4 separate regions of the Homo sapiens genome follow, and regions 1, 3 and 4 are each linked to region 2. A link is a loop called in an ENCODE intact Hi-C map of the cell type or tissue named here. Cell type or tissue: ascending aorta. All regions are shown on one strand. Region 1 has its middle 16 kb from the start of KCNE2. Region 2 overlaps MRPS6 (mitochondrial ribosomal protein S6). Region 3 has its middle 21 kb from the start of LINC00310. Region 4 holds the start of LOC124905013 (a long non-coding RNA gene).

Region 1 (5,000 bases), 220 kb before region 2:
CCCATCATATGAATATTTAACCATTAAATATCTGTTACTCTGAGTTATTTCCAGCTTTTGCTATCACAAATAGAGATGCTATGAAAGTTCATGTACAGGTTTTGGTGTGAACATACATTTTCATTTCTTTGGGCAATCTCTGGGTTACATAGCAGGTACATGATTAATTTTATAAGAAACTGCCAGATGAGTTTTCAGAGTTGCTAGACCATTTTACATCCCTACCAGTAATGAATGAAGATCCAGCTGCTCCAAATCCTCACCAACAGGGCTGTGCTTTTTGTATTCCTTGGTCATGAACTCTTAGGATTCAAGAATGTTAGAATTAGCCAAGGGTGGTGGTTCACGCCTGTAATCCCAGGATTTCAAGAGGCAGAATTGGGAGGATCACTTGAGCCCAGGTTTGAGACCAGCCTGGGCAATGTAGTGAGACTCCTGACTCTACAAAGAAAAATAAAAATTAGCCAGGTGTGGTGGTGCATGCCTGTGGTCCCAGCAACTCGAGAGGCTGATGGGGGAGAATCACTTGAGCCTAGGAGGTCAAGGCTGCAGCGAGCTGGGCTTGTACCACTGCACTCCAGCCTGGGCAACAGAGCAAGACCCTGTCTCAAAAAAACACAAAACAACTATATGGGGCCTTAAAGATGATCTAGTCCAGCCTATTGATTCTACAGAAAAAGGAACCAAAATTCTATAAGCATCAATTCCTTCTTTAAAAATTCTTAGTATTTAGGCTGGGTGTGGTGGCTGACACCTGTAATCCCAGCACTTTGGGAGGCTGAAGTGGACAGATTGCCTGAGCTCAGAGTTCAAGACCAGCCTGGCCAATATGGTGAAACCCTGTCTCTACTAAAAATACAAAAATTAGCCAGGTATGGTGGTGCACACCTGTAGTCCCAGCTACTGGGGAGGCTGGGGCAGGAGAATCACTTGAACCCAAAAGGCAGAGGTTGCAATGAGCCGAGATGGTGCCACTGCACTCCAACCTGGGCAACAAAGCGAGACTGCGTCTCAAAAACAAAACAAAACAAATTATTAGCATTTTTCACTACCTTCCCTGTTTGCCCAGTCTCAGAAAGAACTGTCTCCTCTTCATAACATCTCTGGAAACTTGTCAAAGGTTGGGCAAGAACTTAGGTCCTTGTTCGAGCCTCTGGGAAAGGTCTTGCCCAGGAAACTTGACCTTGTGCTCTGCTTCCGTTAGAGAGCCCAGGCTCCAGCAGCACTTTCAGATTCTCATGTGTCTCGACTGTTCAAGCAACCCTGCATTATCCACTCTCAGGAAATTACTGGTGGCAGCAAAGTTCAAGTGCAATCTGAACCTACAGCCCACAGCCAGCACTTTCAGGTTCACCCTGCCCATCAGTAACGTCAGCAGCCATTGCTACCAGCTCAGCTACTCCCATTTATTGAGCAACTCCTGAGTGCCAGGCAATGTGCAAGAAACCTTATTTATTTATTTATTTATTTATTTATTTATTTAAAGTAATAGCTTCTTGTAAAAAAAACTTATATTTTAGGTTTGGGGGTACACGTGCAGGGGTTGTTATATAGATAAACTTGTGTCATGGGGGTTTGTTGTAAAGATTATTTTGTCACCCAGGTACTAAGCCTAGTATCCAATAGTTGTCTTTCCTGCTCCCCTCCCTCCTCCCACCATCCACCCTCAAGTAGGCTCCCGTGTCTGTTGTTCCCCTCCTTGTGTCCATCGGTTCTCACCATTTAGCTTCCACTTATAAGTGAGAACACACGGTATCAGGTTTTTGGTCCCTGTGTTAGTTTGCTAAGGATAATGGCCTCCAGCTCCATCCATGTTCCTGCAAAGGACTTGATCTTGTTCTTTTCTGTGGCTGCGTAGTATTTCATGGTGTAAGAAACTTTATATACCATGGCTCTGGTTTTATGCCAACCCTGCAAGGTAGTTACAAAGAACCTCATCTGACAGCTGAGAAAAAAAGGCTACAAAAACTCATACTCTGAATGAAAAGTTTTGGACAAGAGGACCCAGGTTCTTTTGCACAACTCACAATTCAAAAATGCATAAAATATTGCTTTTGGTGATAGAAATGGCCTTTGCTGCCTTTTTTTTTTTTTTTTTTTTTTTTTTTTTTTTTTTTTGAGACAGGGTCTCACTCTATCACCCAGGCTGGAGTGTAGTGTTGCAGTCAGGGCTCACTGCAGCCTTGACCTCCTGGGCTCAACAGATCCTCCCACCTCAGCCTGGCACGCGCCACCACGCCTAATTTTTGTATTTTTTGTAGAGATGGGATGTCGCCATGTTGTCCAGGCTGGTCTCCAACTCCTGGGCTCAAGCGATCCTCCTGCCTCGGCCTCCCAAAGTGCTAGGATTACAGGCGTGAGCCACCGCGCCTGGCCTTCTGCCACTGGCTAAGCTTAAAATGCGCGATGTGTTTCTCTCTTCCTGGGTTCTGTACCTGAAATTTGGGTAGCTGCCGCCAGGTGGCGCCAAATCTGAGCTTTATTAATCCAAGGGACCAGCTACACTTTGCCAGAGCCCTCAACTGATCTGACATCACGGTGCATGCTTCCAGACTAACTATGACATTTCTAGCACAGTAAGCTCTTTATTAAAATAGCAGACATCCTTGCTTCCTTGAAAATCATTAACTATTAACATCTGCACGTCTTTCTAAAAAGGATACACTTTACAGCAACCGGTAAAGAAATACAACATCTAGGTATAACATTAAACTTTTCTTACTAAACATTATTTTAAACCGCTGCTTATTCTAACTTCACCTGTTCTGAACACAGATGCTCTTGGGAAATGGATGTGTTCAGACCCTTACAGCATTTGGAGTGATTAAAAGCCATGCATTTCTTTGCAGTTATCTGTGCAGATGAAGTTAAAATGTATCAGTAGCTTTGTTTAATGCCAGGTTTGTTCGAGAATGTTTTAAGAATGTAAGCCCTTTTGTTTTGATTGTCAATGCCCATTTTCTCATAACTCATTAATTTCCCTCTATTTCTTTCTACATGGGTAGATTATTTTCTTTTTCTTCATTCTCCCATAAAAGGAGAAAAATAACTGCTCATATATGCTTCATGTCCCAGTGACCTCTCATGGTTATTTTTCCTAGTTTGGATAGTTCCTACACAGGAGTTTTCTTCCTCGTTCTCTTTTCTTTGAATTTTAAGTAGGGTGGCCAATTTGCACTAGTTTGCCTGAGAACTTTTCCATCCTGTGTCCTGAGTATCCCATTAGTCCCAGGCAAAGCAGGATGGCTTGTGACCCTAGCTTTCGGTTAGAGCAAAAGTTAGCCTACACTGAATTTAAGATGCAGATTCAACTTCAACCACTGTAACAGGCTTCATTGTCAGTCACAGACCTATTTTTCATTCATTCCTTCAGCAAATCCACTCTGCCATCCCAAATCCATCTCAGTGACTCTTAACAAGTCCATCTTTCATTGCAGGTTTTTTGTTTGTTTGTTTGTCTGATTTTTAAGGTGTAGTCTCGCTCTGTCTCCCAGGCTAGAGTGCAGTGGCGCGATCTCGGCTCACTGCAACCTCCACCTCCTGGATTCAAGTGATTCTCTGTCTCAGCCTCCCGAGTAGCTGGAATTACAGGTGTGAACCACGACGCCCGGCTAATTTTCATATTTTTAATAAAGATGGGGTTTCAGCATGTTAGCCAGGCTGATGGCGAACTCCTGGCCTCAAGTGATCTGCCGGCCTTGGCCTCTCAAAGTTCTGGGATTACACGTGTGAGCCACCATGCCCGGCCTCGCTGCAGTTTTTTGACACCAATGATTTGTGTTAAACATCTTCTCAGGCCCACAGTGCTGAACACAGAATCTAATCTCAATAGATGCTTCATTAATGGTTATTAAATGAAAGGAAAAAGTGGGCACCCCTCTTTTCCTTGGGGCTACTGCTGCCCTCACTCCAGAGCCTTAAAAGCCTCTGCTGCAAGCTCAAGACAGCTCCTGGGGGAAGTAGGAGACCAGTGGAATGTCATGATGTTATGTGGGATCTCAGCTCAGATAGGGACAGCAGTGTCCAAGAGTTTTTAAAATCTACCTCAAACTTCAAAATTCCTTGTTACCCTTCTGGGAATAAAATCTCCCCAAATTTGTTTTCCATGAGGTTTATATTTATATCTATAGAAGCTAGCATTTAGGAGGGATTCATAATTCAGAAGGGTCTTAATTTTGAATCAGACCTCAAAATTGAAGCCGAGGAGGTAGCGGTGACTAGGGTGGGGGGAGAGGAATTTGCCTGAGAGATTGTCCTCTATTCCCAAATAAGTTCTGTCTCTCTTTCCCAGCCAGACTCTCTATAAAAGGGAAAACTGGACAACAGGCAGTGGGAAAGAGAGCACAGCCTGGCAACTTTCTGTGAAACACGTACACCACGCTGTTTACAAATTCCTGTAGCCAGCCCCGGAATCCAAATGTAGACAACTCTGTTTATGTAACGAAAATAGACACTCCTGCCATGTGATTAAGGTGGCTACTGGGAGTTGGGCCCCTGTTAGGAGACATTTGCTGCAGCTGGGGCCGGAGGGGAGGACGGGACATGGGATCCCCCGGGACCTGGGGCAGGTACGAAGCTTTTTAAAGATGAGTTTTCTGGTCCGGAAATCTCCCAGGATAGGCACATCTAAGATGCAGCGGGGGAGCTGACAGAAGTCACAGGCTGGCCCTTTCTTTGCCGCCCATCCCAGAGGATGGCATTCTTCATCAAAGGGGAGATAGTCCAGCAAGCCGCAGCGTCACCCCTCCCAGCAGGGGACAATAAGTGGTCCGAGCCGGCCAGCTCCTTTCTCAGCATGGGGTTTGGAATGAGGCCCCTTCCTGCCCCACCGGAAGACTTCCAGCATATGGTTCCCATCAGCCACCCACTGTCTGGGTCAGTAAGGAGGCTTGAATGTTCCAGGGTCAGGAGATGCACAGCCCAATAAAACATTCCCTCCGAACGCTGATCCTGAACCCACCATTCCCTTCACACCTCTGCACCCCCAGTCTTGTGACTCA
Region 2 (5,000 bases):
ATCCTCATGAAGGTTGCCATGGAGAAACCATTCTAACAATCAGAGGAGCTGCTGTTCAAGGGAAGGTGACCAGAAAAGGGGCTCAGTGTCTCCAGGGGAGTTAGAGCCCTCTGCCCCAACTTCCTCCTGACCCTGGGAAAAGAGAGAATCAAGAGGACTCCACAACCACAATGAGCTATCAGTGTCTGCTTCTTCCCCAGCCAAACTAGGCAGAATCAAAACACAAGACCAGAAGTCCTAACGCACGTGGACTCACGATCAACTCCTCACTCAAGGCACAAACGTCTGGATTTGACTACATTGCAACTGACTAGACATGCCCCAAAGCTGACATTCTTACTTAACAAAAGCTCTCCAAATAGCTAGTTTTCCATTTTCCACTTCTACTCTTGGTGATTGAATCAATAAGTACACAGCTCATTTTGGGAAAACAGTCTAAAATCTAATTACGTTACACATTCCCAGCACCTTCGACCATGTGCTACATGGCACAAGTGACATGGTTCCGCCTACCAGGTAGCCAGGGTCCATGCAAGCACCAACATTGCCTTGAACACAAAGCCGAGCAGTGTTTACATTTTAAAGGTTTGTTTTTACATGTGTGGTGCTAATTATAGAATCACCACTTCTATGAAGTTGCTATCAGCTTCACAAAAGCATCTCTCTTTTCTATAGAAAAGCACGTAACTTTGACCCACACTAACTCTGCAGAAGTGGAAGTGAGGAGATGACTGATGCCAGGCAAGAAGTAACCAAGAAAGGTTCAGGACACTAATGCATTTCTCACTGCAGATAACAGTGTTTGAAAGCTGGAGCAATAGTGAACTTCTTCCTAGGTAGAACTTGCCCACGTGATCTTCCAGGTGATAATGTGCCCTCCTTTATATTTCTTAAGACACTCACATGCTACAAAACTCTCTACTACATGGCCCAAACCCTCTAGAGATCTGAAAACACTCAGAGAAATGGCTTCCCCAAGACAGACTGTGCCCCAATACTGGAAAACAATGCCACCAAAAACACTCCATTCACAGCAGCATGGTTGTAAGAGAGCCAGCAGCTCTCATGTCCCTTCTGCCCCTCCCCTGGAGAGGCCTAGCCCCTCCACCATTCAGTCACCATGCAGACTGCCCGGTGCTGCCAGCCCTTCCCCGACTCCCCTAGTTGTCCAGGGGGAAAACTGTATTTTCTGACAGTGCCCTTAAATGTAAAGGTTGTATTTTCTTTATTCACTTTTGTCTTAACCCTGTATTTACAAGTTTTCCATAAAAAGAGCTTGCTTGAATTTGAGTTACATTCTTTGTCTCTCTCTCACCCTCCCCTTCTCCCTAGCAGACAAGTGGAAATTTCCACTGAAGCACTCAGTGGCTCACAGTGGGTGGGGGGATGGGGGAGGGGGATGGGAGGGCTTTGCAGCCCTGAAGCATCCTTGAGCCTTTTTGAAGATAGGAAACAGATCTGTCTAAATGCCAGTTCCTAGACCGTCTCAGTTAAACCTTGTTGCATTCAGGCTTCACCGAGGCAGTGAATTATTCACCTTCAAACTGAGGTACCCTCTGCATGGAAAAGCCCCATTTCTTTTTATATCTGTTGGGTCTCATACATTTTCAAAACCACTAACACTAAACCTGCTGCAGAATCCTTACAAATCTTGGGGCACTGCCACTAAAAAGAAACCTCCAAGGCCACAGCAGCCCTGTCTGAAAACCTGGTGTGGAGTACCTACACACGAGAACGGGGTCAGAACACTGGCAGAAAGGCACGAGAACATGGAAATGTTAGCTAACGGGAAAACTACAGAGGAGAATCAATCTCCTCTAGAGAGGGTGCCAGTGCTCATGGAGTAAGCTGCAGACACATTTGGGAAGCGAGTCAGTAAAATTCCACTGATTCACCATGGAGCTGGTTATTTTTATCATTCTGCTTACCCGTAAATAGAAGGGCATCTTATATGTAGGCCAGCAGATCTCTGCTATAAGCACCTATCCAAATTTTAAAGCAGATGAGAACAGGCAAAGAACGGGCAAAACAGGCAAGAAAAACACCTTCTACTTAAGAGTTCTTATACACAGGCATTTGGAAGCCAGCCCAATCTCACTGCCATAAAATCAGACCCGGTAGAAACAGAGCAGAGGCATCCTTTTACAAAGCAGCACAAGCCCAACGCTGAAATACGACCGCACTTTTTGTATAGTTTCCTCTCAGTCTCAGCTCAGCCCCATCTAGTGGAAAGAGAACCGAGAACCATAAGCTCCGTGCAGCCCTGGAGTGAGTGACGTGGTTCTGGCAAAGGGTGACTGTTACTATCATTCAGTAAGATGCCTGCCCCTTTATAGCACGGGTCTAAATGAGCCTCTCCTGTCATTGCTCCCTCTAACATAAATGACATCTTCCCCTTCCAAACGCCCAGGAATACAGTAAGAATTTTCCACACCAACACCTTGTCTGTCCCGCAGAGCAGATGAGGGTGTCAGGGTGAGCACGTGCAGACACAAAGGGGAGGTAATCTCGGGGACCTGAAAGAGACCCCAGCAAATCCAGAGCTGGGAGTGACTCCCAGGCCTCTGAGCCACCCAGCTCCAGGTCATGCACCAATGATTTATTTAGTGTTAACAAGTTAGAGGGCTGAGATATTGTCCCAATCCCTGATAAGGGTGGCCCAATCCAGGCCCCATTCTGCTGCCAAGGGGAACACTGAATTGCATTTTCAAAAACAGGTTTAAAATGGTCCTCAGCTGAACACGCATGACTCCCCCAGTTCTACTGACCTTCAGAGATTATGAATTAAGAAAATCTCTGTGGACTAGTCTGGGAACTTAACCATCAAGTTGTTCCACTGGGAAAATAAGTTCTCAGTTATAAACAACAGACTTACAGGCAAATTTCTGGAACACAACCTGTTTCTAAAGTGGAGTCTGACCAAACTAATATTTGAAATATAATGACTATATTTTTATTTTTGGCATAAACTGGAAACAGTCTTGATATAATAATAAACATCAGGTATCATTTCCAAAGTATACTCTCCTCCTCCTCTGGGCAGATTTCCCAGATAACCCTAAAGCAACAGGCTCTCCCTTACCTACTCTTTTCTTCCAGCCTACTGGGCATGTACGTGATAAGGCGGTTGATTTGGGGGGCGGAGGGGGCTGGGCATGGGAGAACAGTAGAGGCAATTGCCCAATACACAGTGAAGTCATTGGAACAGAGATACCTACCCGTCAGCCCCAGGCTTAGCTTTACTCCTGCTGTGCTGGGCACTTTCACACACACTCCCTCAGCCGGTGCCTAGGTTAGCATTATGCAGCCAACTCTCTGATTAGACTGAAAACTCCTTGAGACCAGGAACCACGACAATTGTGAGAATCAACCTGAGACCTGTGGACACCACTAGGACATACCATTTCTCCCCACAAAACGTAAAAGCAACAAACACACGATACCAACAGTACCATGATAGAATGTGGACTCTCAGAAACATCTAGGCTCACTCCATTAGCCAGCCAAAAGCTGGCTCTCGCACACCACTGTCAGGTTTCAAATCAGCGCCTTGCCGTAATTTCGGATACGTGTCATAGCCTCTAGGGCTGTTCAAAAAGAGCCAAAACTTTGAATGCTAAACGTGTAACCAATAAAACCACTGTTTCTTCTCAACCACTTCAGAAAAGCAAGTCTCCCAGTACATAATCCACTTATTACATGTTTCTAACACTTTCTGTGGCTATGGATTAATGCACATAAAGAATTTGCCAAATGAACAAAATACCTGGTACTGCCATGGTTAGGGTTAGTGATTATGGGGCCACTGCCTGAAGCCAAGAGAATATCAGACTAACCTTAAGCTCCACACTGCAGACACATAAACGTTATCGCCCAATTCCAAATCTTTATTCGGGTAACTTCAAACTACACTTGCCTCTCACATCCTCATTTCCCAAAAGTCACTGTGGAGAATGTTCACGAGTATTATAGAAATAAAATGTAGCATAATCAAATACAGTGAATTAATGAACGGATCTTACTGAAGGGCTTCTCATCATTTATGTGCCAATGTGCACTGTGAACCTCTAGAAGGAATTCGATCATGTAAGGCTTCCCACATCTAATTGATCACACACACCCTACTTCTCCTTTTTTGATGGAGCATCTCTACGGAATTAGCGTTTCAGAGACCACACTTTAAAAAACATTACCTTTAACAAATAAATACCAGACACTGATTTATCCCAGAAAATAGGCTTAAAGCATGAACCTCCCCCACTGCAGCTGGGCACTACCTTTCTGTGTCTATATATAATACACATATGTAATACAGAACACTGCTTCTGTTTGTTGAGGAGTCTGAAAGTAAAAGAACCAGCAATAAAATCTTTAAAAGTCAATGAACTAAGTGACTGCAACATATTCCTCAGCGAGGCACATGCACCTTTGCCAGGGGGGAACCCAGAAGTAGGGCTAGTGTTCTCAGCAGTTCTGGCTTGGTCCCAGTGGGCTCCTCCAGGACCTGAATTTATTCCACCCATAAAGAGAAACGGCTACCCACCCCCAACCCCCACCACTGCACACAGAGGTCTGAAAATGAACTGAGTGAACACAGCAGTTCTTGAGCCTGGTCCTCAGACAAGTGACGTCAGCATTACTCAGGCTACGTGTTAGTGCAGATCCTAGGATGCTGGTCATGCCAACTCTCAACAAAGTCAAATCCTCTACTTGAAAAAAGGGCAGAAACCCCTGGAAGTACTACATGAGTGGAGAAACTGACTTCTTCACTGCCTTCCATCCAAGAACTGCGCTAATGACTCTCGGACAGTTTTTATATGCTCCTCTTTCAACAAAAAAGGCAAAAGGATCCATAACTGCGCTGTTAAAACCACACCCATTTGTGATTAAGTTTAAAAGAAACAGACAGACAGACACACATGCTCTCCATCCCTCATTGTTATTATGACTGTGGAAGAAGCCTAGCCACTGTGCATTTCCTGTTGCCTAGCAACGCCTCA
Region 3 (5,000 bases), 73 kb before region 2:
AGTCTTGCATTGGTCACTAACTGCCTTTTGCAGCTAAATTCTATTCACAGCAAGTCTGTGGCCTCCCCAAAGCTAAGGATCCCTGTTATATCTCCGGATATTCACAGAGCTCCCAGCGCAGCCGAGAACACACAGCCAGCCCTGCAATAAATGCTTGTTGGTTGCCTGCCAGGATCCAAGCTAAAAATGGAGTTGCCTTACGGCCAGGTAAGACCCAAGGCAGAGCTTCAGTCGTGCCCCCCCCCAGCTGTCAGGAACACTCACTGCAAAAGTCGGCCCTTCAGGTCACCTTCAAGGCCCTACAAACTCTATCCGGACCTGCCCCCCCATCAGCCTCTGACCCTGGCACTCATACCCCTCCAAGGACAGTGCCGGCCTTCCTGTTCCTCCAACAGGAAAGGCCACCGTCTCCCCTCAGACCCACTGCACTTGCTGGCTGCCCACTTCTAGAATGTTCTTCCCCTAGAAATCCATGGAGCTCACCCCCCCATCTCCCTGTCAGGTCTCTGCTCAAAGAGTATCTTCTCCATGAGGCCTCCTCATCACCCTATTCTAAAGCACTCTCACCCCGCATTTCCCCATCCCCCTTTCCTGCTTTCTTTTTCTCTATATCACTTACCACTGCCTAAACAGGAAAAAAAAAAAAAAGATTTTTCCTATTTATTTTATCACCGGTCTCCTCCAATCTAAGCTTTCTAAGAGCAGAGCTTTTTGTGTTTTGTTCAGCTGTGTATCCCTCCAGGCACAGAACAGGGCCTGGAGGGTTCAACAAGGCCCTCCAGGGCCTTGAGTAGGTGCTCAACAAATATTTACTGAATATATTAATATATGTATTGATTGATTAATTTAGCTGGGGCTCTTTCTTGAAGTTAATCGAATTAAAACAACATAGATTTTACATTGCTTGTGCACATGGATGAAAAACAGTTCCCTATACTTCTTTACTGTTTCATAGACGTAGTTTTATTTTATTTGGGTCTCACTAAAGACCTTACTCGATTAGATGGGGCAGAAATGGTTATGACCTTGATTTTACAGAGGCGAAAACTAAGACTCTGAAGGGTGAGATTTCCCCAGGACCTTCAACTGGTCACTAGCAGAACCGGGGCATCCAGGTTTCAGGTCCCATGTGCTGGGCTTTGTTTACTAAACCTCAGGGCTTTAGACTCAACCTCAGGGCTTCTCCGTGGATTCTTGCTGAAGCTTCCTACTTTGTTTCAAGAACCTGTATTTCCCCCTTTCTTTCTCTTCCCTCCTCCCAGATAGCTTGGGGCCCACAGTTCCCCACCCCTGCCCGATGCAGATGGCAGAAGAAACCATTGTAAGTCTCCTCGAGCTGAGCGCTGTGCACCAGGTCGCATTCTAAATTTTTGGACTGCGTTCACCAGGGTCTTTCACATTTGCAAGGAGCAGAAACAGGCCTGGATCCTCTGAAATAACAGGGAGGTATTGCCATAATTCACACAGAGTTAAGAAAGATAGGATTTCCTAACACAGACCAACCTCGCGGAAAAGCTGCGGCCCCAGCTCCGGGGACTGGAACGCAGGCTCGGGGCGCCTCCCCCTTCCCTGGCTGGCAAAGTCCTGTCCTCCATCTCGCCTCCATCCCCTCCTCCCCTGCGCTGGCAGAATGCGCAACGTGTCCCTTCTCGGTGGCCCTGGAATTTTCTGTGCGTCTCTGAATCATGGCACCGGTCTTGCTCCATTGGTTTTGACTGCTGGTCTTGGTCTCCTTCGTCCACCTTTGCGAACTCATCACCCTTTGCTCTCTAGGACCCACCGGCCACTTCTAAAAGGGCACCATAGTTCATAGGTGGATTGATCTAGAAAGGTGCCTCCTTCATTCTCCCCCACGATTTCTGGGTTGAAAGCCTGGTGGAGGCAGGGGGACAATTACAGGCAGGATTTATAACTTGGGTGGGCAAGCGTGGGGGTGGAGGACTGTGGCCTCTTTCTCTCTCTCTCTCTCTCACACACACACACACACACACACACACACACACACACACACACACGGAGGGAGGGAGAATGTCACCATTTGTCCCCCAGCTCCATTCCCCACTCCGCAATGATACAAGCATCGCCTGCTTTCTTTAATTTGCTTCAAGAGCTTTTGGTGCAGAGAGGTGGGAGAACAAGGGAGACCCCAACTTGTCGCACGGCGACTCGTGGCAAAACGCCTGGACCCCGGGGCGGTTTCGCTCAGCTCTTCCCCAGCTGGTGGCCACTCGGCGGCCGGGCTGCGGCATTCCGAGCGCGCGATCCCGCCAGGGCCGCCACCGAGGGCAGCGCCGAGAGCATGGAATTTTCCACCGCTCAGCCGAGTTTGCAGAATTGCGTCTCATTGGCCGAGCGGAGGTGTCTGTCCCCGCGTGGGTGCGGAGATGAGATTAGCCAGGAGCCCTCCTCAGTGGGCTTTGCAGGGCTCTGATTAATCAGGTCAGCGGGGCCAGGGAGGGGAGTAGAGGGCGGGTGGGAGCCTGTTTTCTAACCCAGCTCTGCTGCAGCCTTTGGACGTCCCCTCGCTGCACGGAAAGTGCGCCAGGGAGCTGGAAACAGTCGACAGCAAACCTTAGAATTTACCTCTTCATCGTAAAATCCCCCCAGAAACCACTGCAAAATAAGATTATCAAGCTAAACCCTGCCCCCTCCCTCACCTCCTCTTAATCTCCCTCATCCCCCAGTTAAGCCGGAACTAAAACCAGGACCTTACTCTCTCCTGTCCCTGACATTTAACCCCTTAAATTATCTTTCTGCAGTGACTTTCACAGATCCCAATCGCGACAGTGATTCAGGACCAAGTCAGTACTCCCCCACCCCCAGGGTCGAACAAGAAATGCAGAAGGTGGCAGGAAATTAGAACTAAGGGGAGTGGACCTTATTGTGCAGGCTGAAATGCCCACCTTCAAGTTAAAAGATGCAGCAAGACAAGACGCCTGGCTCAGCAGCGTGTTCAAATAGAGTGTTGGCTTAATGGAATTTATGTGTGAGCCAGTCGTGTTGATTTTTGATTTAAAATAGCCCCTTGTTTTATTTGCTCCTGGAGTGACTGCATTAGGAAGCTCCTTTCTGAAAGCTATGGTTAAATCTGCCACAAAGGCAGCCCTGGCCCTCACAAGATGTTTGATGAGTGAATGAACGCTGTTCCCGGCAGTCAGGGCCCTTGAATGAAGGTAGTATGAACTCCAGTTCCTCATCCTGGCTGGGTCATATACTTCTTCTTCCTCTTTTTTTTTTTTTTTTTTTTTTTGGGGGGGGATGGAGTCTTGTTCTGTTGCCCAGGCTGGAGTGCAGTGGCACCATCTCAGCTCACTGCAACCTCCACCTCCTGAGGTCAAGCGATTCTCATGCCTCAGCCTCCTGAGTAGCTGGGACTACAAGCCTTCACCACCATGCCTGGCTAATTTTTGTATTTTTGTAGAGATGATGTTTCACCATGTTGGCCAGGCTGATCTCGAATTCCTGACCTCAGGTGATCCACCTGCCTCGGCCTCTCAAAGTGCTGGGATGACAGGCATGAGCCACCACGCCAGGCCCGTCATATACTTCTCCTGTGACTTTAGACAACTTATAATTTTTTTTGAGCCTCAGACTCCTCACTTTTAAAAAGAGGCTAATAAATCCTCAAAAGGTAAATGGAGAATTACCCTATGAGCCAGCAATTCCACTCCTAGTCATATACCCAAAAGAATTAAGAACAAGTACCCAAAACGATACTTGTGCACAAATGTTCAAGGCAGAATTATTCACAAGAGCCAAAAGTGGAAACAATCCAAGTGTCCATCAACGAATGAAGAAAATGCAATATTACCCAACCATAAAAAAGGAAGGAAATTACGACACTTGCTACAACATGGATGAATCTGGAAAACATGCTAAGTGATAAAAACAGACACAAAAGGCCACACACAATATGTGATGAAATATTGTGATTCCATTTACGTGACATATCCAGAACACGTAAATCCACAGAGACAAAACACAGCTGGTGGTTGCCAGGGGCTGGGGGCAGGGAGAATAGGAAGTCACTGCTTAATGGGCATGGGGTTTCCTCTGGGGGTGATGAAAATGTTTTAGAACCAGATAGAGGAGCTGGCTGCATGACACTGTGAAGGTACTAAGTGCCACTGGATTGTGCATGCTTTAAAATGGTTACTTTTATGTTATGTGAATTTCATCTCGATAAAAAACTTTTTAACGGGGCTAATAATAAAAATACCTGCCCAGCCTGGCGTGGTGGCGTGCGCCTGTAATCCCAGCTACTGGGGAGGCTGAGGCAGGAGAATCACTTGAACCTGGGAGGCGGAGGTTGCAGTGAGCCGAGATGGCACCACTGCACTCCAGCCCGGGAGACAGAGCGACACTCTGTCTCAAAATAAATAAATAAATAAAATAAAGAAAAAACCTGCCCAAGGAGTAAATGTGATAATCTATGGAGCGATGTTTGAGCAACTTAAAAACCCTATTTCCTGATTCTCTCTGCCTTATTTCTAGAGTGGATCATTAGGGCATCACTTTTTCAAACATACAGCTAAAACTGAGGCAACCTGAGGCCCACCCAGCACCAACTGGAGCGTCAACCAGGAACAGAACCTTGTACTGTCCTGAGGTCCCTTGGCTAGGAAGCTGCAGCCATGTGGATCCATGTAAACAAGAGGCTTCCTGCTGTTAATCTAAACTCCAGGGCCAGAGCCCTGCACAGCAGTCAGTCCTACAGGCAGAAGAGCCTTGAGGCACCATGAAAACCACTTAAAACTTTTTTTTTTTTTTTTTTGGAGACAGGATCTTGCTGCGACCCCGCCAGTGCAGTGCAGTGCAGAGCTGCAATCACGGCTCACTAGGCTCAAGCAATCCTCCCACGTCAGCCTCCAGAGTAGCTAGGGCTACAGGTGTGCACCACCACCACACCTGCCTCCCCTGAAAACTGAATGGGAGGATTGGGCACTTCAACTAAACACAAAATACAACTTAAAGAAAAGCAATTCAATACAGGCTTCTCA
Region 4 (5,000 bases), 160 kb after region 2:
CCCAGAGAGCTTAGGGGTGCCTCAGATGCTACTGGTTATGACCACGATCTGATGGGTCATCGTTACTTGAAGGGGTGAGCAGAGGCTTCGCTTAACTTCCTTAAGGCTCTCAATGGAAGAACCGCAAGTGTCTGTCCCCTTGTCATTTTCTGAAAAAGCAATTTATCATTAAGTCCTCCCTGTTGCTGAGCTATTCAATACTTTTTTACCTGTAAAAACTCCACTCTGGTTAGTTACTGCTTGGACATGATACCACAGCATTACCTGAGAGGTCACAACACATTTTATGTCTTTGGTCAGAAATAGAAAAACAGAAGCACAAGACCCCTAGCCAGAAGATGACAGCATGCCAGAGCTTAGTGTCACCAAGCTTTCCTTTCTATTTTTGGAAGCTTTAACTTATTAGGCAAACGTATCATCCAACAAACACTGGGAAATGTAAGTTGGAAAGGTCCCGCTAGTTGATTAAATTCCCTCATTCTCTTCCAAGGCTCTCCCCCAAAACTGAAAGCCCCGTATCAGCTCTCATAAGAATAATAGGAGGAAACAAGCATTTTCTAAGTCTTTGATCCTACTCCTGCCTAACCTCCTAATTCAATCTTCACCCCTGGTTTTAAAGCCACCAACACCTCTCCTGCTCCCAGAACTTTTCTCTAGCTGGGACCCTGTCTGCTGCTTTAATCAGAAGACGTAAGTAAAGAGCTGTCTGAAGCCCACTTTGGGGAGTCAATGTGGAATCAGGGTAGAAGATTCTTGATGCCCAGGTGGCCATCCTCCACCTAAACAGGATCCTGCCAACATCATTGTACTGCCCAGCTTGCTACAGCACAGTGACAAGATGTGCTGGTGATATCTTTCAGTGGAGATTGTACTTTGCACTGGACAAGTCCTCATAGATGCCGAACTCATGTCAGACAATAAAGCAGGACTTTAAATAGCATGGCAGAGGCAATCTAGAGCTATCATTAACTCTAATTCTCAGAATCAGAGGACTTTGCTTATTTTGTCAATAACATCTACCGGCAGAGAACACCCAGGCCAGGGAAGCAGTGGGACTCCCCACAGGGAAGAGGAGCCACTGCCTACTAAACATGCATGGTTTGTCTTCACAGTGGACAGTTTGGTGGCCGCAGACATCATCTTCTACAACCACATCTACATCCTTGCCTTTCTGTTTCAAGTTGTTCTCTTGAGAAACTGTTCAAATTTTCAGGAGCTGAAAATGTACTGCCTTAAATCCAACTCATGCCGAGATTTCCAGGTTTGCTTTGAGGAATCCACTGCACTGATGGTGACTTGTTTAAAATTCTTCAGCTCTTCTATTATGTCCAATTCAACAAATAGTTACTGAGTGATTGCCGTAGCCAGTCTCTGCTGAGCTGGGCGTCTTCAGGTTGTCTCGGACCTCATGGAGCTCCCAGTCTATCTGGGAAGACAAAGTTAAGAAATAATGAGCATTGCAAAGTGTATTATAAATAGCAAGGAGATGTTAGTCTAGAGGGCCAGCTGCTGCTGTTGCCACTGCAGCAAATTGAAGCCAGAAAGAGAACCGGAGGAAATGCAGGAAATGTGCCTGGAAAAAAAATAATAACAGCATGGTGGCCACCCACAATGGTGATCAAGTTTTTTTCCAAGTTCTAATGAAACATCCATTCATTTTTATTTTGTGAGATTGAAGCTGTAATAGCTCGGTATACAAAGAATTTCCTGTAGATTAATATGAAGCTGGAAGGAGTTGATAGATTTCAGCAGTGATTTGGGCTATTAATCCAAGCCAGTCATTCATTAACCCTCAGGAAGTTTTCTGTGCCAAAGTCATTATTATTATTATAAACTAAACCCCAAGCCCCAAATGGGTGTATGGCTACTTTTCTCTCCAGGATCCTGAGTGTTTGAGTCAGCCAGGGAGCCTGAATCATTTCCTGAATTCCCTTCTGGTTCATGGGGAGTTAGACTTTGTACTATGCACTTGCTGCCAAGGGAACCCAGCAAAGAGCCCTTTTGAGAGGTAACTATCACTCTTGCCTTTTTTCGTGAGGTCCTAAGTGGCTATGGCAGGTGGCTGGTTGTCTCCCAATTTTTGTTTTTCTATACTTCTGTAGTATAAATTTTAGCTGGCAACATGGCTGCCTGGCCAAAGACTACATTTCCCAGTCTCCCTTGCAGTAGCCATGGTCATGTGACGAGGTAAAGCCAGCAGAAGTGATGAGGGTCACATCCTGATCTTGCCCTCAAAAAATTGGTAGTATCATCGACCCCTTGTGCCCAGTCCCTTTCCCCCTTTCCACTGCTGGAAGGAGAGGAGAAGAACCAGGGTATCTCCTTAGACACAGAAATGGAAAGCACGTATTAAGGATGTGGAGCTACCCCAGCAGCCCTGACCTGCTGACCTCCAGACTGTGACATGGAAACAGATCAACTTCTCTCTTGGTAAGTCACTGTACTTTGGAGCCCCTTTGTTACAGCAGTTAAGACTGTACTCCTACAAACACAGTGCCTACCAAGCAAACCCTGTGGCCCCAGCTCAGGGACTCTTCCATATTGTATGTTGATGCCTCAAGGCAGTGGCTTTTTTTTTTTTTTTTTTTTTTTTTTTTTTTTTTTTTTTGAAACAGGGTCTCAGGCTGGAGTTCAGTGATGCAATCTTGGCTCACTGCAACCTCTGCTTCCCAGGTTCAAGCGATTCTCCCACCTCAGTCTCCCGAGTAGCTGGGACTACAGGCAAATGCCAACCATGCCCGGCTAATTTTTTTGTATTTTTGTAGAGATGGGGTTTCATCATGTTGCCCAGGCTGGTCTCGAACTCCTGAGTTCAAGTGATCCAACTGCTCGGCTTCCCAAAGTGCTGGGATTACAGGCATGAGCCACCACGCCCGGCCTGCAGTGGCTTTTTAAATACATTGTCTCATTTAATTATCCCAATAGTCCCATGTAGTTGGTATTATTGTACCATTTTAAAAATCAGAAAACTGAGGTAGAAATAGATGAAAAAACTTGCTTCAGATTCCACAAGCAAGTAGGCGGGAGAGTTAAGATTCCAACCCAGCCATGTAACTCCCTGTTGCCTCTTCCCTTCCTTGCCATTCCCCTATAAGATGACTTGGTCACATCAACATTCTCTTTGTGGTCCAGGTAAATACATACCCTGGGTTAAACAAATTCCAGAAAATAGTCTAACTTGGCTCTGTGTGGGTGTAACCCACCAATCTTGCTTTTCTAAAGGCAATAACGATCGGTCACCCTCAAAAGCTCTATCTGGTGGTTCAATAGTTCAGCAGCTCCACATTGGTTGAATTCCTATTGTGTTCCCAGGCATTAAGTCTGACACTGGGGACATCAAAACGGATAACACATGGCCCTGGATCTCAAGGAACCTGCCGCCTGATGGAAAATAAAAGAGAGAGTCACACTTAAATGAATGATTTCAGCATAATGAATGTGACAAGTGATAAGATAAGGGAATGCATCCAGTATCACTGCTTTTCCAAGGCTTCTCGAGGGGTAAAAAATTACCCAGTGGGTATTTGAAGGAGAAAGTAAATAAAAGAAAATCTACCAAGAACTGTGCTATTTGGTAATACGTGTTATTTTATCTAATCCTTACCATAAAACTAAGAGGGGTATAATTTTATCTCTGTTTTGCAAACAGGGAAAGTGAAGGCCAACTGGACCTAAATTCCCAAGTTCCTACACTCCACAGGAGATGCAGTGTTGAAATCTAGGTTAGCCTGGGTCCAGAGACCACATTTTAGCTACTGTTCCCAAAATAAAGAAGAAGTTGATCCTCTCTCTTGGGAAATTTTTCTTTTCTCGAGTCTTTTGACTGGAACAGAAAACACCTGGAATTATGAAAACAGCTAAGAGAAAGGACTAGTTCTTTATAACACAGCGCTTTCTGTCAGTCTCAGGGAAAATGTCTCTTGTCAGCATGGAAAGAAAAGCAAGATTATAGGCAATTACTGTTTCTTTTTCCTGGGAGCTGCTTCTCCCCAAAGCTGATGGTATTGATTCTGGGGGTTCAGTCACAGTGTCTGGCCCCCTCAAGTTCTGGCTAATTAGCCCCCCATCCTTCCTGCTAAGTCAAAGGCCCAAGGGAGGGGCGTGTGTCCAAGTAAGGCCAGCCTGAGCTCATCTAGGATTTGACATGTGACTGCTGGGAGAAAAGAGAAGCTCCTTTTGCCCCTCTGGGCATCAAGCCAGGGAGGCCTGGAGGTGAGGCAGCGTTTTCAATCATAGAAGCAATCAAGCAATCATTCAATCAATTTTCCTGAAGTCCTAAGCTGGGTTGGGTTCAGTTTCTTTTATTTGCCAATGAAACCATCCTAACACTGTGGGGAAGGTCTGAGTACAAAAAGCAAGCTCACAATGTAATTTCAATACTTACATTCCTTATGTTTATTTCTGATTTTTATGTTATATACTTTATATATACAATATTTTCAAATGTATATACAATATATTATGTTACACACATAATAGACACACAATATATGTTACACACATAATAGACACACAATATATTATGTTACACACATAATAGACACACAATATATTATGTTACACACATAATAGACACACAATATATTATGTTACACACATAATAGACACACAATATATTATGTTACACACATAATAGACACACAATATATTATGTTACACACATAATATACAGACAACATATTGTTACACACATAATATACACACAATATATTATGTTACACACATACACACAATATATTATGTTACGCACATAATACACACAACATATTATGTTACGCACATAATACACACACAATATATTATGTTACGCACATAATACACACACAATATATTATGTTACGCACATAATACACACAATATATTATGTTACGCACATAATACACACACAATATGTTACGCACATAATACACACACAATATATTATGTTACGCACATAATACACACAATATATTATGCTACGCACATAATACACACACAATAATTATGCTACGCACATAATA

What was found. A loop is a pair of places that touch in the nucleus more often than their neighbours do. Peaks named below come from ENCODE experiments on the same cell type or tissue, not always from the same donor. Only the 100,000 strongest peaks of a DNase experiment are listed, where the experiment ranks them.
Region 1: it touches region 2 in a loop (4-fold over the local background); 25 of 110 quality-filtered maps call a loop at or near these places.
Region 3: it touches region 2 in a loop (4-fold over the local background); 30 of 110 quality-filtered maps call a loop at or near these places.
Region 4: it touches region 2 in a loop (5-fold over the local background); 3 of 110 quality-filtered maps call a loop at or near these places.

Annotation. Positions count from the first base shown.
Region 1 is chr21:34,345,554-34,350,553 of GRCh38, reverse strand. No RefSeq gene overlaps it. Among named protein-coding and RNA genes, the nearest start is that of KCNE2, 16 kb to the left of the region's middle. In ascending aorta, a CTCF peak has its summit at 2,449 (motif pointing right); DNase peaks (open chromatin) are centred at 2,453 and 4,413; H3K27ac peaks cover 2,748 bases.
Region 2 is chr21:34,126,508-34,131,507 of GRCh38, reverse strand. The region is part of intron 2 of MRPS6 (mitochondrial ribosomal protein S6); the gene reads right to left. Among named protein-coding and RNA genes, the nearest start is that of LINC00310, 52 kb to the left of the region's middle. RefSeq lists an enhancer at 1,318-1,862. In ascending aorta, a CTCF peak has its summit at 2,246 (motif pointing left); DNase peaks (open chromatin) are centred at 1,747, 2,217, 2,647, 3,187 and 1 weaker place; H3K4me3 peaks cover 2,823 bases; H3K27ac peaks cover 5,000 bases.
Region 3 is chr21:34,199,404-34,204,403 of GRCh38, reverse strand. No RefSeq gene overlaps it. Among named protein-coding and RNA genes, the nearest start is that of LINC00310, 21 kb to the right of the region's middle. RefSeq lists an enhancer at 1-747. In ascending aorta, a CTCF peak has its summit at 2,274; DNase peaks (open chromatin) are centred at 1,579, 2,323, 3,112, 4,015 and 1 weaker place; H3K4me3 peaks cover 2,066 bases; H3K27ac peaks cover 4,754 bases.
Region 4 is chr21:33,965,663-33,970,662 of GRCh38, reverse strand. It overlaps LINC00649 (long intergenic non-protein coding RNA 649), which reads right to left. Exons shown (of 3, transcript NR_038883.2): 3 at 1-1,426. It overlaps LOC124905013 (a long non-coding RNA gene), which reads left to right and starts at 2,199. Exons shown (of 2, transcript XR_007067847.1): 1 at 2,199-2,430; 2 at 3,313-3,562. In ascending aorta, no CTCF peak of the experiment used is centred here; DNase peaks (open chromatin) are centred at 1,462 and 1,942; H3K4me3 peaks cover 1,383 bases; H3K27ac peaks cover 3,637 bases.